Regions from separate parts of the Mus musculus genome. Here all the other regions are linked to region 3. A link is a contact called in ENCODE POLR2A ChIA-PET data. All regions are on one chromosome and are shown on one strand. Each heading gives the region's core, a stretch centred on a gene start or an enhancer-like site at or near the end of the contact. The rest is flanking DNA. Distances are from core to core; before and after follow the strand shown. Region 1 holds the start of Cdca5 (cell division cycle associated 5). Region 2 holds the start of Znhit2 (zinc finger, HIT domain containing 2). Region 3 holds the start of Neat1 (nuclear paraspeckle assembly transcript 1 (non-protein coding)). Region 4 holds the start of Sipa1 (signal-induced proliferation associated gene 1).

What was found. ChIA-PET counts read pairs that join two places held with the same protein, here RNA polymerase II (POLR2A).
Region 1: POLR2A ChIA-PET joins it to region 3 with 24 read pairs in embryonic stem cell. The contact joins the promoter of Cdca5 here to the promoter of Neat1 in region 3. POLR2A ChIA-PET finds 5 or more read pairs at or near these places in 4 of 5 experiments (Patski and embryonic stem cell).
Region 2: POLR2A ChIA-PET joins it to region 3 with 10 read pairs in Patski. The contact joins the promoter of Znhit2 here to the promoter of Neat1 in region 3. POLR2A ChIA-PET finds 5 or more read pairs at or near these places in 3 of 5 experiments (Patski and embryonic stem cell).
Region 4: POLR2A ChIA-PET joins it to region 3 with 12 read pairs in Patski. The contact joins the promoter of Sipa1 here to the promoter of Neat1 in region 3. POLR2A ChIA-PET finds 5 or more read pairs at or near these places in 3 of 5 experiments (Patski and embryonic stem cell).

The regions. Positions count from the first base shown.
Region 1 is chr19:6,083,240-6,090,096 of GRCm38, reverse strand. Cdca5 (cell division cycle associated 5) reads right to left here and starts at 5,000. Exons shown (of 6, transcript NM_026410.3): 1 at 4,889-5,000; 2 at 4,608-4,699; 3 at 3,630-3,695; 4 at 3,510-3,545; 5 at 1-46. The coding sequence starts at 4,934. Zfpl1 (zinc finger like protein 1) reads left to right here and starts at 5,122. Exons shown (of 8, transcript NM_024231.3): 1 at 5,122-5,233; 2 at 5,636-5,745; 3 at 6,037-6,148. The coding sequence starts at 5,644.
Region 2 is chr19:6,058,865-6,064,954 of GRCm38, reverse strand. It overlaps Znhit2 (zinc finger, HIT domain containing 2), which reads right to left and starts at 3,748. Exons shown (of 1, transcript NM_013859.2): 1 at 2,487-3,748. The coding sequence starts at 3,728. The coding sequence ends at 2,529. Fau (Finkel-Biskis-Reilly murine sarcoma virus (FBR-MuSV) ubiquitously expressed (fox derived)) reads right to left here. Exons shown (of 5, transcript NM_007990.4): 4 at 5,756-5,811; 5 at 5,431-5,606. The coding sequence ends at 5,481. It overlaps Tm7sf2 (transmembrane 7 superfamily member 2), which reads left to right. Exons shown (of 10, transcript NM_028454.2): 6 at 757-876; 7 at 965-1,133; 8 at 1,348-1,428; 9 at 1,509-1,631; 10 at 1,882-2,134. The coding sequence ends at 2,042.
Region 3 is chr19:5,841,931-5,848,154 of GRCm38, reverse strand. Neat1 (nuclear paraspeckle assembly transcript 1 (non-protein coding)) reads left to right here and starts at 2,677. Exons shown (of 1, transcript NR_131212.1): 1 at 2,677-6,224.
Region 4 is chr19:5,658,942-5,665,630 of GRCm38, reverse strand. It overlaps Sipa1 (signal-induced proliferation associated gene 1), which reads left to right and starts at 1,924. Exons shown (of 17, transcript NM_001164480.1): 1 at 1,924-2,027; 2 at 4,005-4,035; 3 at 4,520-5,317; 4 at 5,908-6,035; 5 at 6,121-6,297. The coding sequence starts at 4,651. It overlaps Pcnx3 (pecanex homolog 3), which reads left to right. Exons shown (of 35, transcript NM_144868.3): 34 at 4-302; 35 at 384-996. The coding sequence ends at 578.

The DNA.
Region 1 (6,857 bases), core at 3,751-6,250, 240 kb before region 3:
GTACCTTGAGCGGAGGGTTGTTCTCTTTTTCCAAAATAAAAGAGATCTGTATCAGGACAGGAGAGAAGTCTCGTGAGCGAGGGGTTCAGGATGGAAAGACTGCCTACAGGACACACGGAGTTTCTACTGTTGCTTTGTACTTCATGTTGTAGGGCTGGAGTGCAGGACCTTGTCCAAGTTCAGCAAACACTGTGCTGTGAGTGCAGCTCCATCCCCAGGCCATGATAGATTTTAAGCAACAAGCGCAGCCATTGAACACAGGCCCACAATGCACGAGCCCTGCATCCCATGCCCACTGTCAGGAAGAGAGAGAGGAGTTACACTTGTGATGATTATATCTGCTGCTGCTACCACCAGATGTGTCTGGTATATAGCTACCACCTGTTAGCTGATGTAAAATCTCAGCAGGTCTAAACTGGCTTGATAGCCTCCTAATTACTTTGCCTGTATCCAGGCTCACCCTTTATGGGCCATCTGCTATGTAACTGCTAGAGATTTTTCAAAACTGTTCATTTGGCCAAGTATCTATTGGTGACCTGTCCTATACCAGGGACTGTTTTGGGTACTGCAAATACATCAAGGGAAACAAAAAGCCACCTAGTGGCACTTCAGTGCTCCCTCCCGTTGTAGCGACAAGAACATAATGAGGGGACTGAAGACGTGGCTCAGCAGTTAAGAGCACTGACTGCTCTTCCAGAGGTCCAGAGTTCAAATCCCAGCAACCACATGGTGGCTCACAACCATCTGATGCCCTCTTCTGGTGTGTCTGAAGACAGCTAACTCACATAAATAAATCTTTAAAAAGAAATTATTTTTTTTTAAAAAGGAACACAGCAAGGAGCACTGGGGTCAGAGGGCAGAATCCGCTGGGTGGTGGCAGTGGTGGCGCACACCTTTATCCCTGTACGTGGGGGGCAGAGGCAGAAGGCTCGGAGTTGCTGGCTGTAGAACAAAACTTGGGGCAGGTTGGGATTGTAGTCTCACTGAGGAGGAGACACGAGCTGTGGTGTGAAGGCGTGGAGCTGAGCTGTGTGGACATCTAGAGTAACTGCGTTCTGGGTTGGGCGGGGCGGAGCGGGGGGTGAGCCAATACAAAAGCCTTGAAGACAGGTGTTTCAGTCAGGGTCAAGGAACAAAATGGGCCAGAGTGGCTGAGGTCAGGAAGTGATGATCCAGAGACTGCAGGCGAAGCTAGAACAGAGCTACCGCCCTGTGTATTACAGTCCACCACACTACCACCTCCATGTACACGGCCATCAGAAGGGCTTTGACCCACGGCCAGTGGAGCCATGGCACAGCTGTCAAGAGCAAAAGCTTAACCTGACATATGCACTTGAGGCTAAGGTACTGGTTCTTCACACCCCACTCAGGTCACACAGCTCCTCCCCAGGGAGGCTCTCCATACCTGAGATCCAGCCCAGCCCAGCGCAGCCCAGCCCCTCTGCAACCCTACCATCCCAACGCTGTCTTTTACCTAGGACCACACTCTAGCTGTCTGCAGTTGGTCTGTTACGTCATTCACCCATCCAGACAGGTGAGCTGAGGGTCAGGACACCGCCTGATCACTGTCAAAGCCCACACGTCCAGCAGAGCCCTGCACACTGCAGGCTCAGAGTGGACGTGAAACATGGCAACTACTTTTCAAGAGCTGAAGACCTAGTAAACTCGTCAAAGGACAAACTCAGGGAGGGGCACTGTGCTCTAATACAAGGAAGTCATCAGAGATTTCCTGGCCATAAGCTCTGGAGAATTTTGTTCTGCAGCCCTGGCTGGCCTGCAACTCAGAGATCCTTCTGCCTCTGCCCCCCAAGTGCAGGAATAAAGGTGTGCACCACCACTGCCACCACCCAGCTGATTCTGTCTTCTGACCCCGAGTGTTCCTCACTGTGTTCTTTTTTTTGTTGTTGTTGTTTTGTTGTTGTTGTTTTTTCGAGACAGGGTTTCTCTGTATAGCCCTGGCTGTCCCGGAGCTCACTTTGTAGACCAGGCTGGCCTTGAACTCAGAAATCCGCCTGCCTCTGCCTCCCGAGTGCTGGGATTTTAGGCGTGCGCCACCACACCGGGGCCACCACCATCTTAGTTGGGCCTTCACCATCTTAACTCTCCTCATTGGTCCTAGGACTCCAATGACGTCATTCACAGAGAAACCTTTCTACAATACTTCGGCTTTATTATGTCAGTACTTTGGTTAAAAGCTGGTTGGGAAGCTAGGTGGGGTAGTGCATGCCTTTAACCCTAGCACTAGGGTGGGGGTTGAATCTCGGTGAGTTTGAGGCCTGCCTGGTCTTCAAAGCAAGTTCTAGGACTTGAAAACCCACCTCCACCATCACAAGATGGCTGGGATTATCTCAACAGCAGGGTACCTGCTTAGTACTGCCCTGGGATAGATCTCCAGCACCACACACATCAGAATAACAAATCAAACTGGCAATTTGCCTCACGTCTGCAATTCCCAGGACACTGAGAAATACCAGGCAGGAAGAGTACCAAAGCCAGCCAGCAACACAACCCTGGTCAGAGAGCAAAGCACCACTGGGTACACTTGGGAGATTGAAAAATCAGGAATTCAAAACCAGCTTTACGCACATACTAAATTCAGGGCCAGGCTTGGCCACAGGTAACCCTGGCTGTCTTGGAACTCACTCTGTAGACCAAGCTAGCCTATAAGTCAAAAGAGATCCACTTGCCTCTGCCTTCTGAGTGCTGGAATTAAAGGTGTGCACCAGCACCCAGCACCTTTTACACTGCGTATGCATGTGTCCGGAAGAGGGCGTTGGATACTCTCAAACTGAAGCTGTAGGTGTGTAGGGTCCATCTGATGGAATCTGAAAACTGCTTTTACCCAGAACCATCTTTCCAGCCCCTACACATAACTCATTCTATAACCATAAAACAAACAAACAAACAAACAAAACATAAATAAACACTCAGCAAAACAACCTTATCACTCTGTGGACCAGGCTGGCCTAAAACTCCGAGATCCGCCTGCCTCTGCCTCCCAAATCTTGCGACTAAAGGCGTGCGCCATCACAACATCACAACAAAACAGTGGCAAAACAGTCTACAGAAGCCCAGTGGTTAAACCATAACTTTTTAAGAAAAATAGTGAGAATGTTCAGAGCATAAAGAACTAGAAATGAGGGGTTGGGGTTGGGGATTTAGCTCAGTGGTTTTCAGCTCTGGGGAACAAAACAAAACAAAACAAAAAAACCCAAAAAAAAAAAGAAATGAATGACACCCATAGGCAGGAAACAAGACTGGTAACTACAGTCAGTCCTGGTAGCATGCCCATCTCTAAGATTTGAATCTATCTGCAGAGACTGGTGCAGGTGGATCTCTATGAATTTGAGGCCAGTCTGGTCTACCGTAACTTCCAGTTCAGGAAACAGTGTTATACACTGAGACCTAAACTGACAAGCCATGAAGCAGTTGCCTGGGTAGAAGTGTATGCCTACCCTCTAAGGGTAAATCCTACACAAATAAACAGAAATAAACAGAACTGAACTCACCCTAGGACTTCTTCGAACCGTGTGGACATCTGGGACCTGTAGGGATGACATCAACTGATCAATCAATAGCTAAGCCCAGTTTTGACATCTCACTCCCAAAGCCTTCTCTCAGCCCCTCACCTCTACTGCATGAGCTACGATCTTCTTCAAGACGATGGCCTTTCTGACTGGGACCGCTGGAGTTGTCTGGGGGGGGTAAAAGAAAGTATTATCCATGAGCTTTACAATAGTTCAAAGCCCTCTAGGTCAGTGTAAAAGTACTTTGGGAGCCGGGCAGTGGTGGTGCACGCCTTTAATCCCAGCACTTGGGAGGCAGAGGAAGGTGGATCTTTGAGTTCGAAGCCGGCCAGGTCTACTAAGTAAGTGAGTTCCAGGACAGCCAGGGCTATACAGAGAAACGTTGTCTCGAGGAAAAAAAAAAAAAGTACTTTGGGGGTGTTGCTGAGAAAAGTTTTCCTTATCTTCTATCCAAGACTTCTCAGCCTCTAAGCCTGGTTCTAAGTTTGTAAGTTCTTGCACCATGTTGGGCACCAACTGTGGAAGCATTGGGCGGGAGTTTTTTGACTCCCTTGCTCCCAAATAACTGCAGGGCATTTCTTCCCCCCAACGCCACTACCTCCTGAGTAAAGGACACAGAGCTGTTATTCAAAGGCTGCTGGCACTATGTTGGGCAGGTTCTGAGCTACTCTAACCCTCTCAGGCTGCCTATCTACCAGTCACACGGTCCTCTACCTGAATCTCAGTCTTACTCTGACTCAATCTGGTCCATGTGTGCCCTCATGACTGCTCTCTCCCTCCTCTTGACCTTAGAGTGAAACCACCTGCTCTCTCCGCGCCTCCCCCTCTCCCACTTCTCTCTCCCTAGACTCTTCCGGACGCCTCAATGGGCGCTGATGTCCCGCCTCCTCTGTCCTCTCCTGCCCAGCCATAGGCTGATCAGCTCTTTATCAACCAATCAGAGATGATTTAAAAAAAAAAAAACAACAGTGAGCCCGGAGGTGCTAGTTAGCCGGACTAAGGATACCTAGGCATAGAAATTAGCATCTGAATACGCAGCGCACAAACCCAACCCCAACACCTGGGGGACCAGGAACTCACCCTCGGCCAGATTTCAGAGAACGAGTTCGGGAGATCTGAGCCAGATTTCCGCTTGGACGACTTCGAAGGCTTAGTAAGTGAAGTCCTGGGCCCTGGAAAGGAAAACACGTTTGATGGTGAGCAAAACTTTGCTCGAAGAAAAGGCGACAAACAAACGAAACAAGATGCTTGACGAGTTCGGAAAAGCAAAAGTCGTTTTCCAACTACCCCTTTGGGGCGTCTTCCACCGGGAGCCAAGTTTTGTTCCCCAAACAACCCCGCTCCACTGCTCCCGTGCTCACCAGACCGCTGGGCAGCCCCTCCTGATCGTGTTCGCCGCTCCGCCATGTGTACGGTCGGGCTCAGTCTCCGCCGCGGTCGCCTACTCAGGCTCGCGCCAACCGGGAACTTTGCTGCTTCAAACGTTCAAATTGCCCGCCTTGCTAGCGAGAAAGCGGAAGTGACACAGGCCGGAGGCGGACCATCCGCTTTTGTTGTCACAGGCTTTACGTCTAGCTAGCAAAAGGCAGAGGCGTATCCTGCGGCGCTGTGGCGTCATCAGCGTGCGCCGCACCCGGAAGAGACGTGGCAGCGGAGGGATAATCAGGCCGGACCTGAAGGGAGCGGAGCTGCAGCTACCGGAGTTGGTGAGCTCAGTCCCCGGCCTTCCGCGCTTTTCATTACCGTACGCACCGGTCACGATCGGCATCGCGGAGGTTCGCGGACATCCAGAATGTGGTCGGCCAGCTGGGGGCGGGTCAAGAGGGGGTGGGTCTTGGGGGCGGGGCTGGTGGTATTGGAGCTGTGCAGAGATCTGGCGAGGGCCTTCCTGGGTCTTGATGGAATGAAGGGTCGGTCGTTTGTGGTACGATCTGTACAGGAGACGTGGCTTTACCCATGCTAAGGCATTATGCTAGAATTTGGTGTTGGGACTGGTGTGAGACGGGACTGAGAGATTTAAAAGAAGAGAACTGGGTTGGTGAAAACAAACTGGCAGCCACCAAAACCTGGCTTCCTGCTAACTGATTTCACCCCACCACACCCTCCAGGATCGGTCATGGGACTTTGCAAGTGCCCCAAGAGGAAGGTGACGAACCTGTTCTGCTTCGAACACCGAGTTAACGTCTGCGAGCACTGCCTAGTAGCCAATCACGCCAAGGTGGGGCGTTTAGAGCAGTGTCTGAGCAGGGCGGGTGGGTGGGCAGACAAGATTGCCTACTTCTAAATCCATGTGGGGACCTATGCTAGACTGTAAGCTCCACAAGGGCAAGAACATGGGGTGTGATGCGCTCTGCTATGCCTTCAGTAGCTGCTCAATAAATGGTCACTCAATAAATGGAACAGATGAAATGATGAGTCTGATGAGAGAAAACGAGGCATTTGAGCCTTGGAGTGGTGTGTGCATCGTGGAGCCTGGGGCACCAGTTGTGACATCTCTCTCCCACTCCAGTGCATCGTGCAGTCCTACTTGCAGTGGCTACAAGATAGTGACTACAACCCCAATTGCCGCCTGTGCAACACACCCCTGGCCAGTCGGGAGACCACCCGTCTTGTTTGCTATGGTGAGGCCTGGGAAGGGGTCAGGGCAGCCCCAGGATCCAGCTTGGATACAGGTTTGATAGCATCTTTCAAGAAGCAAGACAGTGAGTCCCTCAAGCGTGGAGGTCAGAGCCTCAGATCCTGATTCCTTTAGGTACCGTCCTGTTTTATAAAGCCTCAGCAAGCCTTTTCTCTTCGTAGGCCTTAGAATCTTCCCTGAAAGTTAGAGCTTCTCCTTCCTGCTCTGCCAGTCTGGGAGAGCTAGAGATGACTATGAGCTGTGGCTGGGAGAAAGATCCACTTTAGGGGATGTTACTGACCCCGATACTGTACCCAGAGGAAGCTATCCATGTTACAGTTTGCTGGGAGTCGGTAGTCAGAGCCTAGTATAAAAAAAAGCCTCAGCTTAGCTTGTTCAAGGTGCTGGTCCAAAAGGGGGCAGCTCCACCTGAATTTCTCCATGTGAAATTATGTGTCCACTCATACAGATGTATGTGTTGGTTAGTACTTGTGGGTGAGTAGATGGGTGATGAGTGTTTGTGAGCACATATCCCATGGGATGCATGATGACATGAAGGTGGGGAGTGTTAGGGGATATGTGTTACAGATGTGTACATGTATGACTACTAGTGTACTTTGAGGGAATGGCTCTCAAGTTTGCTTGTGTATTTATAAGCACTGTGTATTTGCCTCTGGATATCTGCATGTATCAGTGTCTGGGAAGCTTTCCTG
Region 2 (6,090 bases), core at 2,499-4,998, 220 kb before region 3:
CAGTGCTCTTATCCACTGAGCCATCTCTCCAGCCCACCCCTTTTAAAAAAATATTTATTTATTTATTAAAGTACACTGTAGCTATCTTTAGACACTCTAGAAGAGGGCGACAGAACTTGTTATGGATGGTTGTGAACCACCATGTGGTTGCTGGGAATTAAACTCATGACCTTTGGAAGAGGTCATCTCTCCAGCCCCAAACTCTGACTTATAAAGAAGATGACAAAAAGGAGGAGGAGGAGGGGGGCCAGGTGGTGGTGTCGCACGCCTTTAATCCCAGCACTTGGGAGGCAGAGACAGGTGGATTTCTGAGTTCGAGGCCAGCCTGGTCTACAAAGTGAGTTCCAGGACAGCCAAGACTATACAGAGAAACCCTGTCTCGGAAAAAAAAAAAAAAAAAAAAGGGAGGAGGAGGAGGAAGAGGGTACAAAATTTAGGTTCATAATAAGCCAATTCTTAGCTCTACAAACATATTAGTGTTCCAACAAGAACTCAAGGCGGGGCCCTGATTACTCCTGTTTCCATATGGCAGTGGGGACGTGAGTTTTAGCAAAGAGACATATTCTGCCCAAGTGATAAAGCTCAGATTCCAAGGCAGGAGTTTTAAGTCAAGGCAGAGTCGCAATCCAGTGTGTCTCGAGTACACGACCTGGATCCATTCAACATGTGAGCGGGCAGCTGGAAGGAGGGCGAGGTCGGCACTGTTCTACCCAGATGCTCCACTTCAGACAATGGCCCTGTCCTCACTTCCTTTAGGTTTTCATTAACCTGGCCCTGCTGATGCAGGAGGCAGAGCTTCGGGGGAGTCCTTCCCTGGCTATGTGGCTGGTCAATGGCTTCCAGTTGCTGTATGTGGGTGATGCCCTCTGGTATGAGGTGAGACTGGATTGGAGAGCAAGAGGCAAGCAGGGGATCTTGAGGATGTCATCTGGACTAAGCCAGTATCTGGGTCATGTTCCTGCAGGAGTCTGTCCTCACCACCATGGACATAATACATGATGGTTTTGGCTTCATGCTGGTCTTTGGAGATCTAGCTTGGGTACCATTCACCTACAGCCTGCAGGCCCAGTTCCTGTTGTACCATCCACAGCCTCTGGGGTTGCCCATGGCCTTGCTCATCTGCCTCCTTAAGGGTCAGTAGGAGGGCCCTTCATTTCCCCTTCCCCTTCTATTCATGCTTTATTCAGTACCCCTCAGGTAGGGCCTAGGCTCTGACGCTTCTCTAAAGCTGGAAGCCAGCTCCTGGGTATCATAGCAGAGCCTGGGATTTGGACAGGCTTTGGTCAGGGTTAGGCAAAAGGCTGGGACTCCTACCTCACCACCTGCTCGTACCGTACCTTCCCTCAGTTATTGGTTACTACATCTTCCGAGGGGCCAACTCCCAGAAAAACACATTCAGGAAGAATCCTTCTGACCCCAGCGTGGCTGGTAAGCTGGGTCTCTTAGAGGTTATGGGTGAGATGAACCAGGAAGGCTCTGTGGTTCCGTTTCATTAGCTGTATTTCTAGGTCTTGAGACCATCCCGACTGCCACGGGGAGGCAGCTGCTGGTGTCTGGGTGGTGGGGTATGGTTCGACACCCCAACTACCTGGGAGATCTCATCATGGCTCTGGCATGGTCTTTGCCCTGTGGTGAGTGGGTTTTGGAGTAGGTCGGTGTGCCTGGTGGGAGGACTGACTAATCAGTTAATGGAGGTGGACACAAAACCTATGACCCGACACCCTGTGTGCCATCAGCTGTGAAAGCTTTTATATGAAATGGGTGCTAGTGCCTGATCATGCAGCCCCTTCCCACCAGGGCTATCCCATGGGTCCCTTCCCTCCAGGGCTATCCCATGGGTCCCTTCCCTCCAGGGCTATCCCATGGGTCCCTTCCCTCCAGGGCTATCCCATCTGCTGCCCTACTTCTACGTCCTCTACTTCACTGCACTGCTGGTGCACCGCGAGGCCAGAGATGAGCAGCAGTGCCTCCAAAAGTATGGCCGTGCCTGGCAGGAGTACTGCAAGCGTGTGCCTTACCGAATCATACCCTATGTCTACTGAAGCAGGTCCACCTAAGAGGTTGAAAGCAAGAGGAAGCCACTGCTTCCAGAAGGAAAGTATTTTTCCCTGTTGAATAAATGTTTTCAACCTTTCCTGTGTTTTTCTTCTATCCTGGGGCCAGTGACTTGAGGCTTGGGGGTGACTAGTTGACTAAGGAAAGCTTAGAAGTGGTTTGTGGGTCCAAAAGTCTGACGAGGAGAGACAACTGGGCACCTCAGGCCTGGGGGATGTGATGTAGTTCAGTTATAGAGTGCTTGTGTAGCACACAGGACGCCTCGGCTATTCAGCACTGTGTACATTAGCAAGGTGGTTAACCCCTGTAACCTCTCACTGTCCAGGTGGGTGACAGATCAAAGTTCCAGGGTCATCCTCAACTACACAGTAACTTCAAGAGAAGCCTAGGACAGGGCACTATCTTTACGGAAAAGGCACTGCTGACATTCGGGCAGACCAGACACATCTTTATTAATGACATGGATACCCAGTTCAGCCAGGGAGTTCCTCAATGAGAGTCCTTGGAGTGGGTGGCACTGGGCCTCCCCAAAGCCGTTCTAACTCTCCAGTAAGCGTTGCCATCTCCTCAGCTGTCACAGCATGGGCTCGGTGGGCTCTGGCACAGTCTAGCGCCAGGGGTGTGAGGGCAGCCTCGTTTTCGTTGGTCCAAGCCAGCAGGAACTGGCACTTCTTCCGAGCCCGGTAAAGTCGATCTCGCTCTCCACCAATCACAGCCTGCTTCCGGGCTCGTCCCAGGGTCTGAGCTAGGTGCCCCAGTGCTGTCAGAGTGTAGCCTTTCTGATTGACTGGACCCTCGCCCAGCAGGATTCGGGCAACTTCTTGCATAGCACCCCGCGTACCCAGGGGCCCAGGTGGGTGCTCGCCCGCTTCCAGTACGTGGGCTGCGGCCTGCAGGGCTTCCTCTGTAGAGCCAAAGACTTGCTGGGCTCCCAGGGCCCCAGAAACATCGAGCAGGGTGGCACAGAAGTCAGAGAGTAGCGCGTCGTCGTCCCCTCCATGATACAGGGCGAGAGTATGAGCGTAGGCGAACAGCACGTTGGGCAGCTGGAAGCGCACCAGCGGCGATGCCGGGCTGCGGCTCAGACTGGCCAGTGCTGGGATGCGAGCAGGCAATGCTAGCGGTCTGGCGGCACAGGAGTCTTCAGCAAATGGCTCTGCGGCAGCGGCATCATCCCCAGATTGCAGCGCGGTCCTCGCAGGGGCGGGCTCCGGCTCCGCAAGATCTCTGTTCGCGGCATGATCCAGCTCCTCCAGCAAACGTGGGCCGGTGCCGCGGCCCCACCACCAGGGCCGCCACGGAGGCAGAAGGCGTCCGGCTTCGCCACGGCTCAGCAGCCGCTCGAACGCCGCCTTCTCAGCCGGCGTTAAACGTTCCCAAAGTCCAGAAAGGCCGCCCGGCCGCGCCCCGGGCCCGAGGCCTGCTTCCTCGGGCTCATCCTCGGCCTCGCGTTGTTCGCGCAGCCGGCGTAACGCGCCCGCCAGACGGCTGGGCGAAGCGCTTCGGCCACGGAGCTCTCGCAGCACTTGGTCGCGGTAAAAGTCTTCGGCGCAGGCGCCGTGCGCCCGGTAGCAGCGCAGCGAGCAGTAGGGAGCATTGCAGCGCGGGCAGGTGTAGCGCGCAGGCAGCGCTTCCCCGGCCGGGCAGAAGCCGCAGAGCCCAGCGGGCTCCATGGAAACTGGTGCCGCCTGTCCCGTATCAGCTCCGCCACTTCCGGCGCTTCTTTGGTTATTTCCGCCTTTATGTGTGGGGGTGGTTGGCGGGCGTGGCCTCCTTTCCGCACATTTCCGAAACTTCTCGGTAACTTTCGTGTCTCCAGTACTTCTTTGAGCAAGCGCAGAAGTCGTCCAAACTCTTCCAAAGGAACAGGTTTGCTCGCCGAATTTGGGAAAATCATGTCGCTAATCCCAGTTTGTTCTTTATGGTTGTACCAAATTGTACAAAAATAAACTACCTTTTAAATAACAAAACTAACCACCACCACCACCAAACAACACACCAGGGTCTTAGCAGGGCGTAGTGGCATACGCTTTTAATCCCAGCGTTGGCAAAGGTAGTCTGATTTCTGTGAGTTCCTGTAGTCAGTGCTTTCCAGGATACAGCTACATAGTCATGCTCTATCTTGAAAAAAGAAAAGGCCAACAAAATAATAACAACAGGCCGGACAGTGGTGGCGCACGCCTTTAATCCCAGCACTTGGGAGGCTGAGGCAGGCGGATTTTTGAGTTACGAGGCCAGCCTGGTCTACAGAGTGAGTTCCAGGACAGCCAGGGCTACACAGAGAAACCCTGTCTCGAAAAAATATTATTGATAATAATAACAGACAAAAATAAATGAATAAACCCGACATGTTTAACAAATCTGGAGCTCAAAATACGTAACACGTAAGCATATCAAATTGAGGCCAGCCTGGGCCTATGTGAGACCCTGAATCAAACAAACAAACAAACAAAAAACAACAAAACGATAACGAGGGGCTGGAAAGATGGCTTAGCAGTTAAGAGCACTGACTACTTCCAGAGGTCCTGAGTTCAAATCCCAGTAACCACATGGTGGCTCACAACCATCCATAATGAGATCTGATGCCCTCTTCTGAGGTGTCTGAAGTCAGCTACAGTGTACTTACATATAATAAATAAATCTCTTTTAAAAACCAACAATGTGGGCTGGTGAGATGGCTCAGTGGGTAAGAGCACCCGATTGCTCTTCCAAAGGTCCCGAGTTCAAATCCCAGAAACCACATGGTGGCTCACAACCATCTGTAATGAGATCTGACTCCTTCTGGAGTGTCTGAGGACAGCTACAGTGTACTTACATATAATAAATAAATAAATCTTAAAAAACAAACAAAAAAAAAAAAACAATGTTTTCCCTCAAGTTGTGTTGAAATTTAGTTTGTATTGTTAAGCATTATGAGGTCTATAGAGGGGTAGATGGGTGATCTGCCTTAGTGGATCATCTATAGGGCATGCCTGTAACAAAAACACTAGTGCCGTCATAATGGAAAGTGAACCAACACAAACCCAAAAGCTGTCTGGCAGAGCCCATAGAATCTGTACCTTTCCAATACCACTTGTCACATTTCTGTATTTCGGCTCAGCTATCCTTTCAGTAAACACATCCTCTGTGATCTTCTAAGGATTCCTTGTTTTTTTGTTTTGTTTTTCAAGACAGGGCTTCTCTGTGTAGCCCTGGCTGTCCTGGAACTCACTTTGTAGACCAGGCTGGCCTCCAACTCATAAATCCACCTGCCTCAGCCTCCCAAGTGCTGGGATTAAAGGCGTGCCCCACCACTGCCCCCCCCCTTTTTTTCCTACTTGAGACCAAGGCACTTTGCTAGCCTCTAGTCACAGCCTTACAAATGAAGAAAACATAAGAAGTCTGGACACAGTGGCTTTATTAGCATGGCAGGGTGGCAATAGGACTTAGGAATTGGCATTGGGGCCCTTCTTCTTCCCAAAGGTGGGCACAACATTGACAAAGCGCCGGTTGTACTGCATTCGCCTCTTGGCCCGGCCTGTCTTCTTCTTCTTCTTTTCCTGTTTGGCCACCTGAGGAAAGGAAGGACTGATCAGACCCTGGGTGACCTCTCCCATGCCTGCCCACCAGCTTCTCTCCATAAGAGAACACAGACGGGAAATCCAAAGGCCTTCACTTGGCTGTGATAGAAAGAAACAAAGTCCAAACACCAATCACTCACCTTGGGAGTCTGACCTCTCACTTTTCCAGCCCGAGCCAGGGAACCGTGAACTTTACCTGTGTTAGGGGTGGGGAAAGGGATCAGGTTAAGTAGCAAGGTCACGCCCAGAGCAACTCTTCCTCCCTCAACTCTTGAGCTTTTTAATGACAAGTTGGGCCCAACAAAGAATGAAAGTTGCACAGGCTTAGAGACAGGGTCACAACATAGCTGTCCACGTCTTGTCTTCCACTTCAAGTCACAACCAGTTTGTGCAGTGCTGAGAGCTGACAGATACTAAGGCAAGGACTCTAAAAACCAATCCATACTCTTAGCTAACATTCTACACACAGAGCAAA
Region 3 (6,224 bases), core at 1,428-3,927:
GCATGTCTCAGGGCTCAGTGTGAAGGAGCCCGGGCAGAGGGGCCTCTGGCACCAGGAGAAGCACAAGGGAACCTAAAAACACTACAGCCTAGAAACTGGATCCATGGAGGATGGGGGCTGGAGTTCCAGAATATTCTCTTGTGGTAGCAATACTGGCATGGCCCTGCCTTTAGGGCACTTCGTCCCTTCTCTCTATTCCAAGAGATTTTGTAGGAAATTCTGAGTCTGCCTGGGTCTGGAAACAACAGGGCTGAGCTGACTTCCAAAGAAGATGAGGCCAGTGGGGGGCTGCCAGGTCCCTGAGAAAGAAATTGGAGCGTGCTCCCCCTTTAATCGGACATCACAAAGAGAACCCCATTTTGCTCTTTGCCCTCCATCCCAGAATCCCATAGCTGGGAAGGGGCATGCCTTAGAAACCAGGCAGGCTCCTCTGGCTGTCACCCCTCAGCCCCACCCACAGACCTGTTTACCACAATCTCCTGGAACAGCTTTTTTGATTGGGGGAGTTGCTGCTCTGCCCTAGTCCTTCAGTGGGATGGAGGTCCTCTGTGTGAAGGAAGAAACTCTGGGTATGTCCACCAGCGAAGGGTGGGCACAGCCTCGGCCCTAAGGCCTCCTCACCTCTCCCCTCAAATACATTGTTTCCAAAGAAAACTGTCCTTGAAGGCCAGGAGCCTCTGACACTGCCATCTTGCCCTTGAGAACTGGAGACAGTCCCTGGGCTGCTGCAGACTTGTGAGCACACAAATGCTTCATCTGTGCGTGACCAGGCGACCTAGCTTTACACAGCCCTAGGCTTGGTGTGTTACCAATTAACCCTGTTCCTACTAATTCAAAAAAAAAAAAGTCTCAAAAGCTGTTCCTGGGACTGAAGAATAATATGAAGGGAAATTGAAGGTGGTTGAACAATTGCCTAAGCACCTCAAAGTCAGAAAAGACTGACTCCACAGGCTAGGCCCGCCACAGGGAGCCCCTCCCTCCCTCCTGCTTTCATAGCCGCCTCCTGGCATTCTAGAACATTTTAACAAGCAACTCCCTGTTCTTGCAGGCAGTCACCGCCACCCACCACCGACACTTGGAACTGATGCCAGGCGGACATAGTGGTAATGTAATCCCAGCACTAAAAAGGTTGAGGCAGGAGGATGAGCCAAGAAGTACAGGCCAGTATGAGACAAAATGAGACCCTTTCTGGAATTAAAAAGAAAGAAAGATAAATAAAAGGCTGATTAGGTTAGCCCTTGGAGAAGGGTGAGGCGCAGGAATCTACGTGGCATAAGAACCGGTGAGCAAGCCAGCACTTGCCACATAATCACCCTCTGTGCTGGTCACATGAGAGAGAGAGTCACCAGTTTTCCGGGAACGGGAGGGTGCAGTCTAGGCCGGGCCTTGCTTGCAGATTCCATATGCTAGAGGCCGGAAAACAACCCCCTCCTTCCCTCCTCCGGGTTGCTAAGGGAGCCTGTTGTCACTGGGTGGTTTTGTTTGTAGAGTGGGTGTCGAGCCTGGGAGGAGACTTCCGGGCAGTTAATTCTGCCAGCTGCCTTTTTCATTCTGCGTGCTTGAACCAGCTTTTTTATTTTGGGGAGTATGGGGGGGGGGGGATGTGGAGGCAGGTGGCAGAAGAGCTGAGTAGATGCTTCATGGCGGGGTGGGGTGGGGGTGGGGGGTTGTCAGACTGTCCGAGCTCCTCACTGACATGGGCGGTGACAATTCCCCTTTTCAAAACCCTCACTAAGCCCTTGTTTGTGGACAACGTTTGCTTTTGGACCTGTGCTGGACCCCACCCCAAGTAGACAGCCAGCCTGGCTCCCCCAGTGGTCATTAAACCCACGCCTTGAACTCCACCATACACTGTCGCAGAGAAATGCAGCTTAAAAATATTTTTTCTCACTATACCACACCCAAAAGCAAAAATGTTTTCTAAAATCACTTAACTGTACTGGGCGCTCTTCAACCATAAACATTACATACACACATTCATTCTATATGCATGTGTACCATACAAAAGTCTTGCTTTATCATAGCTTGCAACCACCTTTCCCGCAATTTAATTAACCTTAGACGCAATTAAGCATTCCACCCAAGCTGCTGGGATAGTTCTTCCCCACCCCCACCCTGCTGCTGCCCGCACTGACGTCACCCTGCGAGCAGGCGGCGGCAACGCCCGAGAAGTCACGCGCCCGGTCCCGCCCCAACCCCCCCACCCCTACCGCCTGACGCGCCACCGCAGAGATCCCTCCGCCACCGAGTGGAATTTTCCAGGCTTTCTGCCGGCCCTACTTTCGGACCTCGTCGGGGCGTGGTGACCTGAGGCGACCCGTGTACTTTTCCTTCAGCGCTGACATTCGGTGTGACCCTCTTCCCCAACAGCTGACCCTACCCTTCAGCAGCAAAGGGGACTTACTTATCCCCGGTGGTGTTCACCGCCCAAATATCATCTTTGGATATGCCCTTCATCCTGTGACGCACCGCTAGGAGCAGAAAAGGATCATTGAGCAATCTGAGGGAGTGGCGGTTGACGGAGGCCATGACCCGCCCCTCGTGGGCTCCTTTGGCTCTGTGGCTAGGTCGGGGAGGAACTTTTTTTTAAGTGCCCGTGGAGGAATCGTTCCGTTTAGCAGTGTTTGGGTGACGCGACACAAGAGTATAAAAGCAAAAGTTGTAACCTCCACCTGTAGGAGTTAGTGACAAGGAGGGCTCGCTCTTGGGGCTAGTGGTGGGGAGGCAGTGGCCAGTTCAGGGCTCAGATGAGAGAGGTGGCAGAATTAGAGGCAGCCACTAGGATGGGGGTGCGAGGAGAAGCGGGGCTAAGTATAAAGGAGACTAGATTTTGGGACAGTGGACGTGTGGAAGGCAGCTTCCAAAGCGCCTTTAACAATCCACAAAGAACCAGCAGCTTTCAAGACCAGGCTATCCCTGCTGTCTGCTGGCACTTGACGTCCAGGAGGGCACAAGTTTCACAGGCCTACATGGGGGCAGTGTCCTAACTTGAGTGGCAGAGCAGCAGTTGATGGAGACGGGTGGACTGGGGGCCCTTGAAGGCCCCGGAAATCATAGAGGACAGGCAGTGGGGCAGGACTAGGTGCGTAGTGGAGGTCGCCTTTGATCTTGACAAAACCAGCAGACCCCTTTTTTTCCAGATAAGGGGTTGTGAACCCACCTGGGGATGAGGCCTGGTCTTATGGAAGGTGGACTTAGCTTCGCTGGGCGGACAGCTCTGGCCCAGGGTGGTATGTAATTTGGGTGTGGCCTGTCTGCACCCACTTCGGGGTGCGAGGGGAGGCCGGAGGAGGCTGCAGAGACAAGTTGTTTTTACTGTCAGGTCTGCCAGGCGGGGACCATGGAGATTGAAGGCGCAAGTCTTGGGGCCACATTAATCACAACTTTATTTTTCAGATAGCAGTGCCCTCTCTGGACTTTGCCTAGGTTCCGTGCTTCCTCTTCTGTGGTCTCACTCTTCCCTACTCTTGCCCCTCACTCTGAGGTTAAGGGGTCACTTAAAACCTTGCCCCTGGGTCGTCCGGTAAGCCTGTGGAGGATGTAGAGTCGGTGCTGGAGTCTTGGGCACGGCATTTTGGTAAAGGTGGAGGACACCCTGACTGGGCGGGGAGGGATGGTGTTGATTCACAGAGGGCGGGACGTGAGTGTGGACCCTGGGGTGGGCTCACAGCCATGTTTCCGGTCACCCAAATGCTTCATGGACGTGGTTTATCACTATAGTGTTCACCATGGCAAGCAGATGGCACCAGGAGATATGGAGCCCCTGCCAGTGTGAGTCGTAGCAGTGCAGGAGGGCTCACCCTGGAGGAGACAGCGGCCTCGGTTGACGCCTACACAGTGAATTCCAGAGGCTTAGGAAGCGCGTCCCTGCCCTGGGTCCAGGCCTTTCTCAGGAAGCCCTGTGCTCAGGAGGCCATCGTTGAAGTCAGCTTGTAGGGGGTGGGCAGGTGCTTCCAGCCGGAGGGGCCGTCGGCTGTGAATGTTCCAGATGAATGTCTTGTTCTGGGAGCATCATTCTTTGCGGATGCATGAATGGCAGCAGGCACCCTTTTTCATGGGGGTAGAGGCGTTCGACTGCTGCATCTTCTAAACAAGCCTCCATCCAGCCTTTGTAGTTCTGTGCTGCGAACTTGGCCTCGAGAAGATTGCGTAAGGTGTAGGACACTTTAACGTCTGCGCAGCGTGCTGCACTGTAGATCGGGACCCCAGTGACCTCGCCCACCTTCCCTGCTTCTGCAGCCTGCCTGCCTCTGCATTGGTCAGAGGGATTCTTAACTGAAAACTTGTGGGTGTTGGGGAAAGCTGTTGGGTTGTAAATGACTGGTGTGGAGGAATCTTCCTTAGATGGAGCTGGTTGTAAAATGGGTAGGGTTTGTGGTTTAACAGTGGGAAGGCGCAAGTTAGCCACAAATTCTGCCGACTTGGTAGATGCCGTATCTAATTTGGGCTTTGGGACGTCTTCTGGACTAAAAGGGATCCGTGGGCCCGAAGTGGTCCCTGGGAATGGTCTCTCCCAGGGTGTGGATTTGATACTGGGTGGTTGAGTGGCAACAGTGGTTCTGGCCCCTTTTGTTCATTAGCTTTTATGACTTAGGGCCTGGCTGTGTATACCAGGCTGGCCTGGGTTCACAGCCCTGCTCAGATGACAGTGTCCTGAAACAATGGCCTTCCAAGGTGAAACCTGAGTTATGGATCAAGCTTGGGAATAATACTTTTGGCACCAGATATGGGACTTGTGGGAGAAAGCAGGGCTCAGCTTGGCATTGGTGGGTTGAAGGAGTCGGGGTGCGGGTGAGGATTGTGCCTGGAACCGTGGGTTGATGGGAATAACAGTTTGGGAACTAAATAGTTCACATGAAAATCTAAAGGCTGATGGTAAATCCCTGCAGGTGGCACTACTTTGAGATGCAGTTGCTTGGAAAATACCAAAATCCTACAAGGGGAAGAGCAAAATTGTTTTGCTTCACTGTTGAATGGGGAAGGGTGACATTGAAAAGCTTTTCTTAGTTGCTCAATAGATGGTTGTCACTACCCTGACCTAGGCAGGCCACAGGGGTGGAGCCTGGTGGGGGGAAGCTGATTGCCAAGAAGTGAAGCTGGGGAGGGGCTTGTAAACGCCTCCCGTTGTGGGCTCTGAAACCATAGTATGGGGAGGTTGGCAGACTCTTCTGGGTCTCTATTGAAATTCTGTCATACTGTGTGATTAAGAATTCCAATGCTGCTATCTAAAGGAATTTCATATGGGAGTCATGCCTTATACAACACATACAGGAATTTAATGTGTGAGCCATGCCTTCAAAACACATCTTGAATTTCTGGAATTGGCCAGAAGACAACAGGGTTTGCTTATTTAACCTTTCAAATCAGTCATTGTGACAAGGGGACAGGGTCTTGCGCTTGCTATGAGATCATTGTGATGCTTGTAGAAACCTCATGAGTGCTTTGCCACTGAATACATCCATTGTGGGTTTGGCTTGAATGGTGCTTAAAAACCATCCCTGAGCAGAGGGGAAGCTGTTAAACTGTCAGTCAAAGCAGTTTGGGAAATAAAAGAGACTGGGCCCTGGGTCATCTTACTAGATAACACTTTGTAAAAATTGGTTCTGAAAACCCTGTTTATTTGCATATTTGTGAAAACCCTGTATATGTGGTTGTTTTGTGAGTGTGCTTAAAAGTGGTGTGACCAGGGCAAGATCGCTCATTGGAACAGCTGTGTGGAATGGGGAAATGTGAAGAAAGCTGTAACTGCAGGTTGGTCGCACACGCTTCTCTGTACTAAAGTGTTCAGTGTACAAACCCACTAACCATTTTCCTCCCCTTTACAGCAAAATAAAGGTTTGAGATTGAAGCTTCTTAGAATTGTCATGGCTGTTACATTCTCGACCTCTGTCACTTTGCCTTCATATAGTTAGGCCTAGATGCACTGCACCATGGAAGCAGTTAGAGCAGGTCTGGTCTGAGCAGCTTGTCAACTCTCTGGGAGGGAAGGGCTGCTCACTGTGAGCTGACAATGGCTGCAGACATGACACTGAGTCATGGGATAATGGCACTGCAGGTAAGGGAGTATTCTGAACATGATCTAGAACATTCCCAGGTTGTATTCCAAATAGTATGGTTTTTTAGTTTGGGGAAAATGTCTTAATATGGTATGAGCTTTTCATATTTTCACTCTTAAAAGCTGGTGTGGGCTTGAGATTTCAGTCTGTACATGCAATTCTGTCTGC
Region 4 (6,689 bases), core at 675-3,174, 180 kb after region 3:
CAGGCAGCAGTGAGCAGCCCCTCCCACCAGGTCCTAGCTGGGGACCACGGCCTTCCCTCAGTGGCTCTGGTGATGGGCGGCCCCCTCCTCTGCTGCAGTGGCCTCCCCCTCGGCTCCCTGGACCACCCCCTGCTTCACCTGCTCCCACTGAGGGTCCCCGGCCCTCAAGACCTTCTGGCCCTGCTCTCCTCAATTCTGAGGGACCCAGTGGGAAGTGGAGTCTGGGGGGTCGGAAGGGACTGGGAGGACCTGATGGGGAGCCAGCCTCAGGGAGCCCCAAAGGAGGCACCCCCAAATCTCAGGTAAGGAGCCTGTGGAAGAAGACGACCCCAGGAGTTCTCAGGTCGGTTTGTCTGCTCATCTGTCTGTCTTCTCTCCCATAGGCCCCTCTAGACCTCAGCCTCAGTCCTGATGTCAGCTCTGAGGCCTCACCTGCCAGAACCACCCAGGACCTTCCTTGCTTGGACAGCAGTATTCCTGAGGGTTGCACACCCTCCGGTGCCCCAGGTGACTGGCCTGTCCCTGCTGAGGAACGCGAGAGCCCGGCTGCCCAGCCCTTGCTGGAGCATCAGTACTGAGGAGTCAGCCTGGCCTCTGCTGGATCGCATCCCGGGACTCAGTAACTCGGACTCTGCTGGACTACAGAACTGATTGGCTTTGGCTCTGGTGTCTGCACCCTGATATCTGGCTACTTCAGTGTCACAACTCAGTGACCTAGACTTCTCTCCCTGATCCGTGGCCTGGATCCCAAACTGAGGCAGCAGCCTCCTAGCCAGGCCCTAAGAGCCAAACCCATGGGCTGGTCCCTCATTGGAGCCCATGGCCAGGACTGACTTTGCCTCTGGGGCCTGCACTGCCCCCAAGGCTGGCCTCCTTAGCCTGGACCTGGGGCCCGATATGTGGCAAGGGTGGGTTCATTCGTTCTTTTGTCATTTTTCTTTCTTTTTTTTTCTGTGCTTCAGAGACACCAAATTAATAACACTATTTTTGATTTTGGTTGGCAGTTTTATTTTCTGTGGGACGAGGTGAGGTTGGTAGAGGTGCCGGAGGCAGGGAGGCTGAAGTCAGAAGAGTGTGAGGGATAAGGGGTCAGACTGCTGGGCTCCAGGCAGACATGAGGTGGGATGGGCTGCCTTCCTCACCTGCCTCTGCCTTTCTTTTTTTTTTTTTTTTTTTAATGGTTTAAGAGCTTTATTATAGAAATGCAGGGGGGAAGAGAAAAGGTAGAGAGAGAGAGTGTGTGGGGACGGGGAAGGCTAGAGAAGAAGAAAGAGAAAGGAGAGAAAAGACAAAGGGAAGAGGAGAAAGAAGTGAGAGGATAAAGGAGAGAGCTGAGCCTCTGCTTTTCAAGCAGTCCTCTATGCCCAGGTGGCTCACACATCCATCAGCCTTGATCTTGATCAAAGACTGCTCAACCTCATTTGTTCCAAGCTTAAAGAAAATAACAGGTGAATAGAAAGGATTCTATTTCGTTTTTGAGACAGGGGCTTACTATGTACTCCCTATGTACATCAGGCTGGCCTTGACCTCAGATCCACCTGCCTCTGCCTTCAGAGTGCTGGATTTAATGGTGTTCGCCATTGCATAAATGGTAGCCTGTGTAGATCAGTTATCTAGCTTGGCCCAGCCCTTAAAGAGTGAAATAGTTTCTGGCCCTAATACCTGCTGTCTGCTGAGCCACAGCAGGACACTAAGTGGCCTCTAGCGCTCCAATTGGTCTGGAAGGCAGGTACATTTGTTCCCATTTCTCGGTGAAGTCACTGACTGGGCTAGGACCGGGAGTTAAAAGAGCAGCTGAAGGCTGGGACAGAGAACTTCAGGCTGTCCGGGGCTGCCTAGGTTCCTGTCGGAGGTCCCCACCCACTGTGCTTCCCGCCTTAGACAGCTCCCGGGTAGTCCCGCCCCTCCACTACGTACCGCCTCCATCCTGGCCCCGCCCCCAGGCGGAGCGGAGGCGCCGGGAGCGGTGTGAGCAGGCAGCGGGACCTTGGTGCGGAAGGCAGCGGTGGCCAGCTTGAGCCCGAGAGGTACTGGCGGGATCAGGGATCGGGAGGCACCAGGTTCGGGCTGGATACCCAACAAAGTAGCCTGGACGTGAACCCTTGTAGTGTGGGGAGGAACGGGACTATTGGCTGCTTTCGCTACACGTACCCCACCCAACCTCCTGCCCCAGTCCAGCCCCGAGTCAGCACGTCCAGTGTTCTGTCTCCTGCTGGCAGCTCCCACTCCCTCCTCTGCATGAGCAGATTCAGAGCTCCACTGAGTGGATTCATTGGTTCTGGACTTTTCTCAGCAATGCTGGCAGCTGCTCCTGCTGCTGAGTGTGTGGGGCTCCCCCTATTCTGGGGCTCCCCTTTTCCCAGTGTGACCTCTTTCCCAGCCTTTGCAATCCTGAGTCTGGCCTGGGAGGAAACATCTGCAGCACTCCCTGGCAACAGAAATAGGGTCACGACCTCCAGATGTGCTGGGAAGCATCCAGCGCCTCCTCCTGGGGCAGCCAGGCCTTCCGGATCTGTGGGGGCGGGGCACCCCCCTTTTCCCCCCTCAGTGACACAGGCTGCAAGGAATGTCCTGGCCTCAATGGACCTTGTGTGAAGATGAGGGGTGGGGGGCAGAGCCCAAGTACACCCCTTAAGGCAGGGCCAGAACAAGAGGGAGCTCCTGGACTGGGCTGCACACATTCCCAGGGCTCCTCCCGGCACTGCGGCCTCAGTCTGTGCCCACAGCTTGGTCTATGGACCTGGGGCCTGCACAGTTCACACACGGACATAGTTGGCTTCACCTTTCAGTTTCCAAGGAGTCTTCAAAGAACTCATGAAGTGCAGCATCAGAGCTTATCCTAGAAGACAGACAGACAGACAGGAAGACCCTGAGGAGGTCTGCTCTTGTTTGGTTCTGGAGACCCAGCTGAGGGGCACCGTGGAGCTGCTCCCTGTCCCCTCCCAGCCTGGCCCCCTTGATGCCACTGGATGATGCAAAAAAAAGTACTAATGGAGGCCTGCCCCTGCCCCAGCTGTTGGCTCCATTCCTAGCTCACGCCGAGGTAGGCTCGGCCTTCTCACACCTTTTGCACCTGCCTAGTGTAGCTTCACCACATTTCCGCACTTAGTAGGTCCCTGGGGCCTTGGGTGTTTCAGCCTTACATCCTGTGAGACCTTGAGCCTCTCCCGTCTCCCCTCACAAGGCTGCCTTACTCCTACGCACACGGGCAGAGTAGGCAGGTGCAGCTCTGACAAGTCCAGAAGCAGCAGTTCTCAACCTGTGTGCTGGGACCCCTTTGAGGGTCGAGCAGTCCTTTCACAGGGGTCACACTTGAGATATTTATCTTCTTCTTCTTCTTCTTTTTGTTTTTCAAGACAGGGTTTCTCTGTGTAGCCCTGGCTATCCTGGAACTCACTCTGTAGACCAGGCTGGCCTTGAACTCGAAATCTGCCTGCCTCTGCCTCCCCGAGTGCTAGGATTAAAGGCGTGTGCCAACACTGCCCGGCTCATGTTATGATTCTTAAGGGCAGCAAAATTACAGTGGTGAAGTAGCAATGAAAATAATTTTCTGGCTGTGAGGTCACCACCGCATTAGGAACTGTATTAAAGCGTCACAGAGTTAAGAAGGTTGAGAACTACTGCCTTCGAGATTCAGAGACAAGGTTCAAATTCTAGTTTGAACATGGAACTAATTCAGGCAAGCTCATCTTCTTAACTGGGCCTCACTGTGACCTGTCTCACTGGGTTCAGACCTCCCTGTCCATGCATGTGAGGCCAGGTAAACAGACATCCACAGGGTCCTGTTGGGATTAGCCTCTCTCACCCCTGGGAGTGGGCATAGTGACCTGCAAGAGGTTAGTATTAGTCTTGTCCTTTAGACTTAGGTGTCTTGGGTCCCATGACTGAGCTGTTGTGACCCTAGCACCTTCCTCAGGATATAGGAGCCAAGCAGGGGGCTGGGCTGAGTTGGGGCCACTTCCTGTGTTATAGGAAGTCCTCTCACCACTGCTTCTGTCCTGCAGCAGCTGCCCCAGGAGCTCCTGTGTCCTTGAGGTATTGAGACTGCGGGAATTGAGGGCACTGAGTCTAGGCCTTGGGTGCTCAGCTCTTTGGGGACCCTGGAGGAAGTGGGAGGTACCAGGGAGGAAGGTCTCTGGGGACAGGACGTCCTCCCTTTGTCAAGTGGGCAAGACTCAGACACCAGTGACTGCTTTGATTTCCGTCCTGGTGAAAACTGTCCAGAATTTGGTGGCAACCCTCACTTTGAGCCTAGTTCCACAGCCAAGGTGTACAGGGGAGAACTGGGAGGCCCCGGTGCCCACTAGACCCAGTCACTAGCACCCCGAGAGGCAAAGCATCCCAGTTCAGCTCCCAGCCTTGACCTAAGCCTGGGATGGGGGCTGGAAACTTCAGCCCCAGGCAGACAAGGAAGTGGCCAGGAAAGCGGAAGCAGCTTTGATGGTCCCGGAGGGGGCCGGAAGCTAAATGGGGTGGTGGAAGACTGGGCTGGGGGCCTGAGTTCCTGTTTTCTCCCCAGGCCCATCTGAACAGCCCCCTCCTCCTGCAGTGCAGGAACCACTGAAGCCTCAGCCTTCTGGCTGGGCACCAAGGACCCGTGCCCACCAATGCGGCCCGGCCCCCAGAGAGTCAGGCCCACAGAGCACGCCCATGTGGGCCGGCGGTGTGGGGAGCCCTCGGCGGGGCATGGCCCCTGCACCTACCGATGACCTCTTTGCCCGTAAGCTTCGCCAACCTGCCCGGCCCCCACTGACACCACATACCTTTGAGCCGAGGCCAGCTCGGGGCCCACTCTTGCGCAGTGGCAGTGATGCTGGTGAAGTCCGGCCCCCTACACCAGCCAGCCCCCGTGCCCGTGCCCACAGCCACGAGGATGCCAGCCGCCCTGCTGCAACCCCTACTCGGCTCTTCACTGACCCACTGGCACTGCTAGGGTTGCCAGCAGAAGAGCCAGAGCCCACCTTCCCGCCAGTGCTGGAACCCCGGTGGTTTGCTCACTATGATGTGCAGAGCTTGCTCTTTGACTGGGCTCCACGACCTCGGGGGACAGGCAGCCATATAGAGGCAAACTCTGGGACCTTAGCTGAGGGCCAGACTACCACCTCAGATCTACTGCTCGGGGCACCTGGCTTTGTGAGCGAGCTTGGTGGTGAGGGTGAGCTAGGGCTGGGTGGGCCAATATCCCCACCTGTGCCCCCTGCACTGCCTAATGCGGCTGTGTCCGTCCTGGAGGAGCCACAGACCCGGACCACAGCTTACAGCCTGGAGCACGCAGATCTGGGTGCAGGCTACTACCGCAAGTACTTCTATGGCAAAGGTAAGGGGCAGGCGAGCCTGGGAGAGCCAGGAGAGGATCTGGGTCGGAGGTCCCTGCGGTCTACATTCTATACAGTGGGAGGCTCATGGGCTGGCCTTCCCTGTAAAAAAGGGGCAGGAGCTGAATTGGGCTCTGTTGGCTCAACTCTGACCACCTCTTTAAGGCCAAGCCCTGGTGTCACACCTGAAGTCAGGGAGTGCCCTTCCCTCTGGCTCATCTTCATAACCCTCCAGGAGGCCAGTGAGCGATTTCCTATTTCCATATCTGTGTGATGAAACCCTGTTCTCATCATTAGCAGGAAAAGCAGCTTCCGTGTCTTGAATGGGAGAACCTAAGCTTTGGTGGAGCCAGGGCAGCATTTAACCTAGGAGGACTTAGACATTTGTTCCCTGGTCCTGGGACAAGGTGTAACCGTGGGTGGGACTGCAAACTGGGGTGGGAGTGAACTCCCAGGTTCAGCGCTTGGTGAGAGAATACCTAGGGTGGTACTTCTGTGGTGGGCGTAGTCAAGAAGGGATAGGGTGGTCTGTGGGTTTGACTGAAAGGCCACCGACCGACCAACCAACGACCCCCCACCCCCACCCCCACAGAACACCAGAACTTCTTTGGGCTGGATGAGGCGCTGGGTCCGGTGGCCGTGAGCCTGCGACGGGAGGAGAAAGAGGGCAGCGGAGGGGGCACCCTACACAGCTACCGGGTCATCGTGCGGACCACGCAGGTGGGCTGGGATTACAGGCTCAGGAGGCAGGTTTCCTCCACCACAGCCTATACAAAAACTGAATGTCTCTACATCCTATCCTTAGCTCCGGACCCTCCGTGGCACCATCTCGGAGGACGCACTGCCTCCCGGCCCCCCGAGGGGCCTATCTCCGAGGAAGCTTCTGGAACATGTGGCTCCACGGCTGAGCCCCACCTGCCTGCGCCTGGGTTCAGCCTCTCCCAAGGTGCCCCGCACGCTGCTTACTCTGGATGAGCAAGTGGTGAGTGGCTGGGAGGAAGGAGGGCGCAGCATCCCGGGGAGATGGGGCTGACCTTCATCTCCCTAACTAGCTAGCTTCCCTAACCCTGACCTGATCTGACGGGACCTCAGGAGAGCTGATCCACCTCCAGCCTTTCCGAGAGAAGGATCCAGGGTCACCGGAGACTTGTTTGATTAACCAGGCTTATAAAGCAGCCACAGCATGTTAGGAATGCAGAATCTGGGGCTGCAGCCTGGCCTGCTCAGGCTCTGCATTAAAAAACAAACAGAAAGCTGGACATGGTGGCACACGCCTTTAATCCCAGCACTTGGGAGGCAGAGGCAGGTGGATTTCTGAGTTCGAGGCCAGCCTGGTCTACAAAGTGAGTTCCAGGACAGCCAGGGCTACACAGA